Regions from separate parts of the Homo sapiens genome. Here region 1 is linked to region 2. A link is a contact called in ENCODE Hi-C data. All regions are on one chromosome and are shown on one strand. The core of a region is the stretch at or near the end of the contact, and the rest is flanking DNA. Distances in the headings are between cores, read along the strand shown.

What was found. A loop is a pair of places that touch in the nucleus more often than their neighbours do. Pooled maps may share reads with other maps.
Region 1: a loop to region 2 is called in a map of CD4-positive, alpha-beta T cell, with 4 times the contacts of the local background. The contact joins two enhancer-like sites. A Hi-C loop is called at or near these places in 1 of 168 maps with a recorded cell type or tissue (CD4-positive, alpha-beta T cell) and 8 of 50 pooled maps.

Annotation. Positions count from the first base shown.
Region 1 is chr20:62,498,254-62,503,646 of GRCh38, forward strand. No RefSeq gene overlaps it. Among named protein-coding and RNA genes, the nearest start is that of GATA5, 25 kb to the left of the region's middle. RefSeq lists enhancers at 1,814-2,314, 3,780-4,009. Within about 2 kb of position 2,029, at least 5 of the 41 ENCODE cell types and tissues checked have a DNase peak (open chromatin) inside an H3K27ac peak, as active enhancers do.
Region 2 is chr20:62,018,361-62,023,635 of GRCh38, forward strand. All of the region lies in intron 1 of TAF4 (TATA-box binding protein associated factor 4), which reads right to left. Among named protein-coding and RNA genes, the nearest start is that of MIR3195, 44 kb to the right of the region's middle. RefSeq lists enhancers at 3,281-4,060, 4,061-4,838. Within about 2 kb of position 2,016, at least 8 of the 41 ENCODE cell types and tissues checked have a DNase peak (open chromatin) inside an H3K27ac peak, as active enhancers do.

The DNA.
Region 1 (5,393 bases), core at 779-3,278, 480 kb after region 2:
TGGGTGTTGGGGATGGGAGAGTGTTGGGGTGGGTGGGTGTTGGGGTGGGTATGTGTTGGGATGGGTGGGTGTTGGGGATGGGTGGGTGTGGGGGTGGGTGGGTGTTGGGATGGGTCCATGTTGGGGATGGGTGGGTGTTGGGATGGGTGGGTGTTGGGGTGGGTGGGTGTTGGGATGGGTCTGTGTTGGGGATGGGTGCGTGTTGGGGATGGGTGGGTGTTTGGATGGTTGGGTGTTGGGGATGGGTGGGTGTTGGGGTGGGTGGGTGTTGGGATGGGTCCGTGTTGGGGATGGGTGCGTGTTGGGGTGGGTGGGTGTTGGGGTGGGTGGGTGTTGGGATGGGTGGGTGCTGGGGATGGGCGGGTCCGTGTTGGGATGGGTGGGTGGTGGGGATGGGTGGGTGTTGGGGTGCATGGGTGTTGGGGTGGGTGGGTGTTGGGATGGGTGGGTGTTGGGGATGGGTGAGTGTTGCATTGAGTGGGTGTTGGGATGGGTCTATGTTGGGGTGGGTGGGTGTTGGGGTGGGTCGGTGTTGGGATGGTTGGGTGTTGGGGTGGGTGGGTGTTGGGATGGGTGGGTGTTGGGGTGGGTGGGTGTTGGGGTGGGTGGGTGTTGGGATGGGTGGGTGTTGGGGTGGGTCCGTGTTGGGGTGGGTGGGTGTTGGGGTGGGTAAGTGTTGGGGATGGGTGGTTGTTGGGGTTGGTCCGTGTTGGCAATGGGTGGGTGAGTTTTGGGGATGGGTGGGTGTTGGGGTGGGTCGGTGTTGGGATGGGTCAGTATTGGGATGGCCGCTGGAGGGTGGGGGCAGCTGGGACCTACCTTGGCTGACCCCTCCCCAGACCCTGACAGTCTGAGAGAGGTGGGCTTGGCATGCAGCGGGCAGCAGAGGAGAGCAGTTAGGGAAGTGAGGCTGGGGAAACAGGGAGGGAGAGAGACAGCTGCGATGTCATTACAAGTCAGTCACCAACAGTTTCCAGGTAGGGAAGGCATCTCTTTATGGCAGCAAAGGTGCCAGGAAGGTGGGCTGGGGTCTTCCAGCAGCTTCCAGAGCTGAGAGCAGCTGCTCAGGGGTCTCAAGTGAGTGTGGTGGGCTAGGCCACCCACGGTTATGCTGCCCATTCCATCCCCCTGCCTGGGGAAGGGCAGGGCAGGAACGAAGGGGGGTCCTTGGTCTCGGCATGGGGCAGGGACCCCCGATGTGGGAGCAATGGACACATCCCAGTCCTCTCTCCGTCTCTGCCTTGTCAAGCAGGAAGCCTTCTTGGGGCCATGGGTCCCTAATGCTTTTCTACGCCCAGCTCAGGTCCTGGGGATCAAGGAGCCGCAGGCTGGGATGGGCGAGCCTCTGCAGGAAGGTCCTGGTTTATTTTTGCGGTCGCTGTGCAGGTCAAGAGTGATGCTGCTTCACCTCTTGTGGCCACCATGGTGGGTTCCTTTAGAAAGATTTATTTAAGGACGTCAAAGAAACTGAGCAGCAGCTGCCTCTGAGAACCTGGCGTAGGGAGGTCTCATCTTCCTGGGGTTATACCCGTTCAAACGCAGAGACAGAGAAGAAACAGGAAGAACTGATCGTGCACAATAGATTCCCCCAAGTTAAAGGTGCGGGGATCTAGAGAGGAGCGTTCAGTAAGCCCCGCACGGGCGTGCTCAGCTCTGTCCCGCATCAGGGAGCCAGGCCAGGAACCGAAATCGGGATGTGGGCCGACGCTTAACCTGGACAGTTGTCCCCTTGGCGTAGAAGACACCAGCACACCCCCTCCACTTTGGACAGATGCCGTGACCAGCCCGGAGCCCCAGCAGCTCCATTCACAAGGTGCTTGGGAAAATAAATTTAGGTGTCTCCATTCGTAACTCAGCAATGTGATTGAGCGTCTGTGGGAGAAGCCTTATTCCTGCAACGGCTGTGTGTGTGTGATGGGCCGGAGCCCGGGGGAGTCAGGAGCTCAGACTCAAGTGAAGCTCAGAGTGAACAGGAAGGGTCACAGCCGCACCGTCCCCCAACCCCCAGGCGGTCAGAATCCAGAGCGTGGGCCCAGGGCTGCCCCTGCCCGTCGGTCCCCGGAGAAAACGCCCGGTGTGTGCGGAGCTTCACCACCAGGGGGAGTCCGAGGCCGTGTCCAACGTGGGTGTGCGGGAGGGCGGGGGGAGGGTGTGAGCCAGCGTGTCTGTGTGTCCATGAGTGTGAGGGTGTGTGCAGGCGTGTCTTACTGTGTATGTGTGGGTGTGAGGGTGTCTGTGAGCCTGTGTGCGTGTGCGGGTGTGTGCAGGCATGTCTTACTGTATACGTGTAGTTGTGAGGGTGTCTCTGTGAGCGTGTCTGTGCATGTGAAGGTGTGTCCATGCGTGTGAGGGCGTGTGCAGGGGTGTATATGTGTGAGTGTGAGGGTGTATTTGTGTGTCTTACTGTATATGTGTGTGAGGGTGTGAGCCAGCGTGTGTGTCCATGCGTGTGAAGGTGTGTGCAGGCATGTCTTACTGTGTATGTGTGGGTGTGAGGGTGTCTGTGAACTTGTGTCATACATATGTCCATACGTGTGAGGGTGTGTGCAGGCCTGGCCTCCTGCACTAGTGTGGGTGTTTGTGTGTGCAGGTGAGAGGGTGTCTGCCTCTGCTGTCGTGGGTTGGGATTCGTGTGTGCAGGTGAGTGGGTGTCTGCGTGTACTGCTAGTGTGGGTGTTCGTGTGTGTGTGTGAGCGGGTGTCTGCGTGTACTGCTAGTGTGGGTGTTCATGTGTGCGGGTGAGCGTGTGTCTGCGTGTACTGTCGTGGGTTGGGATTTGTGTGTGCGGGTGAGTGTGTGTCTACATGTACTGCTAGTGTGGGTGTTCGTGTGTGCGAGTGAGAGAGTGTCTGCGTGTACTGCTAGTGTGGGTGTTTGTGTGTGCAGGTGTGTGTCTGCGTGTACTGCTAGTGTGGGTGTTCGTGTGTGCGGGTGAGCGTGTGTCTGTGTGTACTGCTAGTGTGGGTTGGGATTTGTGTGTGCGGGTGAGCGTGTGTCTGCGTGTACTGTCGTGGGTTGGGATTTGTGTGTGCGGGTGAGTGTGTGTCTGCGTGTACTGCTAGTGTGGGTGTTCGTGTGTGCGAGTGAGAGAGTGTCTGCGTGTACTGCTAGTGTGAGTGTGTGTGCAGGTGAGTGTGTGTCTGAGTGTACTGCTAGTGTGGGTGTTCATGTGTGCGGGTGAGCGTGTGTCTGCGTGTACTGTCGTGAGTTGGGAGCCGTGGATGCCACGCAAGCCCCGAAGCCCCAGCTTTCTGAGCAGCTGGCCTGTGACGGCGGCATCTCAGGCGGCTTGGCTGTGTAGTGGGGATCCCCCAGCAGGCTCCAGGACCAGGGTCTTCTCTTTGGCTCCAGGTGACCCCAGCAGACTGGCCCTGCACCTGGCCCTGTGTTGACATCTCCAGAGGGTTTGTGAGCAGAGATGAGGGCACCTGTGAGGTCAAGGATAGTCTCTGTGTGGCAGCGGGACCTTGGGCCCAGGGGCAGCCTGTGGCTCTGAGGATGGCTGTGAGTACTTGGCAATGACCCTGTTAGTTGAGCTTGTGCCCGGCAGGGCTGAGATCTCCCAGCATGTGGCATGGGCCCCTCACCACCCCGAGTATGGACCCTGATATGGTCTGGCTCTGTGTCCTCACCCAGATCTCATCTTGAGTTGTAACTGAATTGTAATCCTCATGTGTTGGTTGGCAGAGGGACCTCGTGGAGGTGATGAGATCATGGGGGCGGTTCCCCCATGCTGTTCTCAAGACAGTGAATGAGTCTCATGTGATCTGATGGTCTCATAAGGGCTTTTCCCCCTTTTGCTCTGTGCTCATTCTTTCTCCTGTCACCCTGTGAGGAGGTGCCTTCCGCCATGATTGTAAGTTTCCTGGGGCTTTCCCAACCAGGCGGAACGGTGAGTCAACCAAACCTCTTTTCTTTATACATTACCCAGTTGAGTATTTCTTCATAGCAGTGTGAGAGAGGCCTCATAAAGACCCACTTCGTAGATGCACCGAGACTCAGACCCTGAGGTGGGGCTGGGTGGCCGCAGGCTGCTCAGGGGTCTCAAGTGAGTGTGGTGGGCTAGGCCACCCGCGGTTATGCTGCCCATTTCATCCCCCTGCCTGGGTGTGGGTCTTGGTGTGTGGGGTGGGATTACAGGAAGGAGCAGTGCCCTGGGCTGGCCTGCTAGGGGTGGCCCAGCCAGGAGGCTCCCAGCAGGGTCGGCTCTCGGGAGCTGGGTCATGGAGGGTGGGGACATGAGGGTCAGGGAGAGGGCCCAGCTCCCTGACAGCTCCTGGGGCTCTGTGGCAGGGAGAGCAGGTCTGCTGGGGCCAGCTCATGCTTCTGGGGCGCAGCCTTGCCCTGACCCATGGGCTCAACGGAGGGCCGGGTGGGGCTCCCACAGAGCAGTGGGCCTTGGGCCTCAGCTCTTCCCAGATGGAAGCTCTCGAGCAGATGAGAGGGGCTGTGAGCTCCTATGCGCTGGCTCTCCACGTCCCTGCTCCTCCTCTTCCTGGTCACCCCTGCCAGCCCCTTCCTCTGGTGCTTGACCTCGCCCTACTCCCCACCTCCCGGCCTGTGAGCAGCCTTGGCCCGGAGCTGCCCTTCCTGATCATGGTCGGGACCCCAGGCATCTGCCCCTACGTTGGCCTTTGCCAACAGCTGCTCAACCTGCGAGGAGGTGCAGGGAGCCGCCGGCCCCGCTCCTTGGACCTGATCATGGGCAGGTGGAAGCAAACCGCCTCTGAGAAGGGCTGCTCCACAGACACTGCAGGAGTGCCTGGGTCCCAGGACAGACCCTCTGTTGGGTGCAAGGGATGAGGATGGCTGTCCCCACATGTCTCCTAGAGAACCTTCAGGTGGGAATCCTTTTAAGTGAAAATATTCAAAACAACCAAGCTCTCCAAGCTGTGGAGGGCGATTCTCAGACTTCTCGCCCGGCGCTGCCAAAATCCTGTAGCCGGGGTGGATGGGGTGCCCTGGCTGCCTCCCCCAGCCCCTGACAAACCGGCCATCTGGCCTTGGCAGGTGACCCCTCCTCAGCAGCATCCTTGACACCGCCAAGGTGAATTTGCACCTAGAGGTCCCGGCAGGACTTCGTTAATGAGCGTGCTCCTGCCTCAGGACTCTGCATATTCTCCTCCTCCCTGCCATGCCCAGACCCTGATGTCCCGGTTCTCCCCCTCTTCTCCCTCAGCTCTGTGCTCCAACGCCACCTTATCAGAGACCCCCACAAGCTGTGGATGGGGGCTGTGACCTTAGAGCCCCGAGTGGGGAGCACACCCTTATCAGCAGACTCCTGGCTTCCCCAGCCTCTGACCCCTCTGATACCAAAGGCGTCAGATGTCAGGCGGGAGACACAGACAGCAGGAGCCAGGACAGAGTGGGGAGGGGAAGGGGAGGCTGGTGGG
Region 2 (5,275 bases), core at 766-3,265:
TGTGAGCTCTGTTTACGGACAAATAATCCAGCAGCATCTATTCACGCCAAGGCAAAGAAGTGCAACTCCGTCTCAAGACATAACTAATTTAAGAGTAATCAACCGTGGTTACGGGCGGCACCTGACCTACGAAAGGCAGCCGCCCCTCCTGCCTCTACTCCTCTCTCTGCACTTGCAGCAGGGTACACGTGGCAGGTGTGGCCCCCACCCCGCCCCACAGATGGGACCCCAAGGCCAGGGCGGAGGGTTCTGTCTGAGAGCTCCCCAGAGAGAGCCACGTGGGACACTGGCCGTGTCCCCACCCAGGTCTTTGTGAGGAATGCAGAGAGGAGCCAAGGATGACAGGGAGCAGGGCTCTCGGATACAGAGGCACAACCGGCTCCACGCACCCAGCCCTCGAGTCAGGGAGGAAGCAGTCAAACCTGCAACAAGAAACACGACATCCGTCCCAAAGACCCTCAGCATCCTCGTCCAACCAAGATGGGCAATTCCAGGTGGTGACGGGATGGGGCATAGCCCTGAAGGTCATTAACAGTTAAGGTCAGGAAGCTGGGGCCTGGGACCCTGCCTCCTGACCGGGCCACTGTGGCCACCGCCGCCTCCCCCGCAACCTCCCCAGCTCACAGCCCCTCTCTCTGCCCCACCCCACCTTCCTGGAGACTCCTTCATGGCACAGCCAAAACCCCACACCAGCCAATGTGCACATACAACCACCACAATGGGTCAGGGTCCAGCTAACAGAACCGCACTGGGGCTTCCAATTGTCCTAATATCTTCCTTACCACAGAAAGAAGTGTTCTTCACAGAAAGTTTAATAAGTGCAGAGAAGTACAAGAACAATGGAAACCTCCTGAAGCCCCTCTCCTGGCTGGCACAGCTCAGGTGCCACTCAGTGTGCACCGTGCACTTGGAAGCCGTAAGGACCACGGAGGCCACCCGCCCGAGTTCCCTGCCAGCTCCCCCGTTCCCTGCCCGCTCCCCGGGCGCACTTCCCATGGCAGTAAACATTCTTCAGAAACGTAACTGTCCGTGGCTACATACTATTTCATCCAAATTGTGTTTATAATTTCCTTCTGGTGAAGATTTAAGCTATTTTCTATTTTTCATTATGGTGAAAATGTAGGTTTTGAAACTGAAACAGTGTGAAACTCTCCACTCTCCCAGCGGTTCAAGGCCACACTGCTTGAGGCGGGCAATGCAGAGCCAGCAGTGGCCACGAGACGCCTCCCTGGGGAAGGAGCAGCGTGCACTCCTCCAAAGCCTGGCCAGTGGCCAGTGGTGACCAGTGGTGACCAGTGCCTCCCCCAGAGCCTTCCAGGGACCCACGTCCCCAGCTCAGCATGCCGCCACCGATTCCCACAGTGTGAGTGAATCCCACCCTCCCTGAGGAGAAACACCAGGGTTCTTACCCCACACAACAGTTTTCCTGATTCCTTTTGTAGGTAACACTTTTACTGTACTTGAAGCCAAAATGTAGAGCATGCGAAGCTGTGCCACAACCACACGGGCACCTGCACCCTGGGAACCCCCACCTGTGGGGGAAATGCCTTTGCCGGGTGCCGCAGGCCGCCCCGCACTCTCAGCACAAACCCCGGCCCTGGGCCTGGGGCTGTGGACTCCGCCCTGGCCTCCTGAGGCCCAGCCCCGGCTACCTCTTGGCCCTGCACCACCCGCCCTGGCTTGGCTCTGTCTGTGGCTCTCCTGTGTAGCCCAGGTCAGGACACATCCCTCCACAGGGGTCCATGTTCACCTCTGCCAAACCCAGGGCTGTGACCATCCTGCTATGCAAGTCACTCCGGAGCATGGCACCAGCCCCAGCCCCAGCCCAGGACGACAGGCCCCTGTGGATTCTCAGAGGGGCATTTCCTCCCTCCCAACGCACAGGACAGGCTGCAGGCACCGCTGTGCCCTCTGCCGGTGGGGGGGCTCTTTCTGGTCCTGAGGGGCTCTCAGCCCCAGCTCTCCTCCTGAGGCTACAGGACTCTCTGGCACAAGCATCAGGGGCACGGAGCCAGGCGCTGAACAGTCGCCCCTGCCAGCCCACGGGGACACAAGGTCCCAACCCTCAGCTGCTGTCCAGCTCCACGTCTGAGCCCTGCTGGTTTTCCTTATCTTCTAGAACGCTAAACTCTTCATTTAAAAGAACATTTATCCAACTTCCCCAGCCTTTCTGGGTGTCTGGTAATGGGAAGCTTTGTTAGGACTTCTGTCCCATCTCACCGTCATGTCGCAGCTCAATACCAGCCCCTCCACCAGATGGGCAAACAGCCAGGGACCACCAGCCACCTGAGGAAGGCCCAGCATCAACCCAGACACCAAAGCAGTGAACTGATCAAAATAAGCAAGAAACCCTCTTCAAAATCACAAAGATTATCCAATACGACAGTCAAATTAAAAATTCCTGGGATGACCAGACGACAGCACCGAGGCATTCCCCCTGAATACAGTATAGAAAAAGAGAGTGGAAACTTGGAAGAACAGATGAGAAAATGTGAAGGAGCATTCCAGAAAACACAACAGGTGATCAACAGAAATTCTAGGAGGACAGAAAGGACAGCAGTTGCTGGAGCCAGCGTGAACATGAGGAAGGAGGCGCACACCAGCCTCACCACAGAAGCCAGACCACTGGGAAGGAAAGACCTTCCCCGTGTTTCCAGGGGAAAAACACAGATCCCAGCCACAGTACGGGGAAGGAGAGCTCAGCAGCCCTGAGAGCTCCACAGAAACGGGAAGAGATGGCCAGCACCTTCGAAACCCCCCGGGAAATTACCTTCCACCTGGAACTCAACGCCAGGCCAAACCACCCACCAAGGCTCAGAGGCAAAAAAAGGCATTTCAGACACACTAGGTCTCAAAAAAGGTATATTCTGTAAGAAGGGAGAAGCCACTTAAACAAGGGAATAAGTGAAGAAAACAAAAGACAGGATCCAGGAAACATGGGACTGAACCCCAAGGAAACAAGGGGACTCTCAAGGATGAAGCAGAAGGGAGGAACAGGCATGGCCAGGCACAGGGTCCGGAGGGCCAGGGCGCTGGGGCTGGCCACAGGGCAGTAAGCACCTGGGAACCCACAGCCCTTCTAGCTGCTGAGACACAGCTGCCTGCACAGGGAGCAGAAGCAGCACAGCACTTGGCTCGACTCAAACAGCGTGTTCACAGCCAAGGGCCGTGCGCGCCCAACGCGGAGTCGGCCAGGGCTGCGTGGGCTGGGCCGGGGCTCTGCGGACTGCGGCTGGGCAGCCAGACGGTCGCTAGCTGACACTCACTCGGCAACCTCAGGAGGTGGCTGTACAGGCAGGGCCATGTGGATACACGTTCCAAAGTGGTCCCCTCTGAGAGGCAGTTAAAAGGGGGTGGGTGGGCCAGCAGAGTTTGTTTCTCACTGAAAGCTCTGCTCTTCAAAACAGGCATATGATTAAAGTTCTATACTTTTTTTTTTGAAACAGAGTCTCACTTAAAGTTTTACATTTTTAAATATTTAAAAAAAGAAAAAAAAAGACAGCCGGCACCTCAGACGGCGACAGAGAGGCACTGTGTGCAGTGGCCGCTCTGTGAGTGAGTGCATCCCTGGGGAGCAGGGCAGGTCCAAAGCCCGGGAGGGCGCTCCGAAACTCAGGCACACAGCGGCCAGCGGCGGACAGCATCAGAGGCGGAGCGGGCCCTCCAGGCCCGCCAAGGTCTTAGAGGGGCAAGAACACCCCAGGATGGACCCCTGGGGACACAAATCTAAGAAAATCCCTCCCTCCCTTTCCCAGCTGTATTTATAATGGTATCACGAAAGTGTCTGCGCCGTGGAGACCTGTGCAGTCAGGAGGTGGGTGGGCCTGCGATGGTTTCTGTCCAGGAAAACGCAGAGGACAGCTGTGCTGTCAGTCAGCTGCCCTGGGCCTCACTCTTCACCCAAGCATGGAGAGGTGGGAAGGGTCAGGGCTGGCTGCAGAATAAAGGCAGCCCCTCTGGAAGGCCCAGAAAACACAAACGGAGCCACCAGCAGGCAGCCTCATCCCCAGCAGAGAGGAGCATGGTCCTCAAGGAATAAGCTACCAAAAGGGCCAAAGAGATGAGCAAAAGTGGTGTTTCCCTGCAGTGGAAAGGGGTGGTCTGAAGCCTGAGGGTTTGCAGGCCCACTTCCCTCTGTAACTAGGACATTCGAACCCTCTCCATGCTACCAGCTGGGACCAGTGGTGGACAGAACACACGTGGTGATGGCCCAGATGTGGAAAGGGCCCCTCCAGAATCCAGCGTGCGCTCCTTACACAGGCTGGCTTTCTCTCTAAGCGGGTGCTGTGCTGTGACAGATGCACAGCCTCATCTTCCTTCTAACCTGTTCTGGCTAAAGCAAGTGTTCTCTCCCACCTCTCGGGGTTTGGCAGGCATAAGGGACGGCGCAAAGCAGCACAGGGGAACATGTGCTGCCCGGCGCAGGCGCTACCACCACTGTAACCCGAATATTTTGCTAAAAATTAAACTTCTGACGCAGCTCCTGGTCCAGCACTTGCAGCCCCCCCCCCGCACATTGCAGATACTATTGTAAAATCATGAACTTTGATTCATCCTCCCCTAAAACTACAAAATGCTGATTAAAACAAAAATGCGAGCAAGTGAAGGGACGTGCACTGTGTTCATGGGTCAGGAGACTCACAATAGTTAAGATGTCAACTCCTCCCAAACTGATCTGCAGAAGCAATGCATCCCAAAGTCCCAGCAGCCTCCTGTGTAGAAACTGACAAGGTGATTCTGAAATTCATACAGAAATGCAAAAGTCTTAGATTAACCAACACAACTGTAAAAAAAGGTCAGGCTGGCCGCAGTGGCTCACGCCTGTCATCCCAGCACTTCAGGAGGCCAAGGCGGGCAGATCATTTGAGCCCAGGAGTTCGAGACCAGCCAGGCCAACATGGTGAATCCCTGTCTCTACTAAAAACACAAAAAATTAGTTGGGCATGGTGGTGCACCCCTGTAGTGGAGGCTGAGGCACGAGAATCGCTTGAACCAGAGAGGCGAAGGTTGCAGTGAGCCAAGAGCACACCACTGCAGTCCAGCCTGGGTAACAGAATGAGACTCCCTCTCAAACCAAACAAACCAGAAAAAGTCAGAGAGCTGACACGAGCTGATCTCAAGATGCATTAGAAAGCTCAGCACTTCGGAAGGCCGAGGCGGGGAGACTGCTTGGGCTCAGGAGTTCGAGACCAGCCTGGCCAACATGGTGAAACCCTGTCTCTACTAAAAATACAAAAATTAGCTGGGCGTGGTGGCGCACACCTGTAATCCCAGC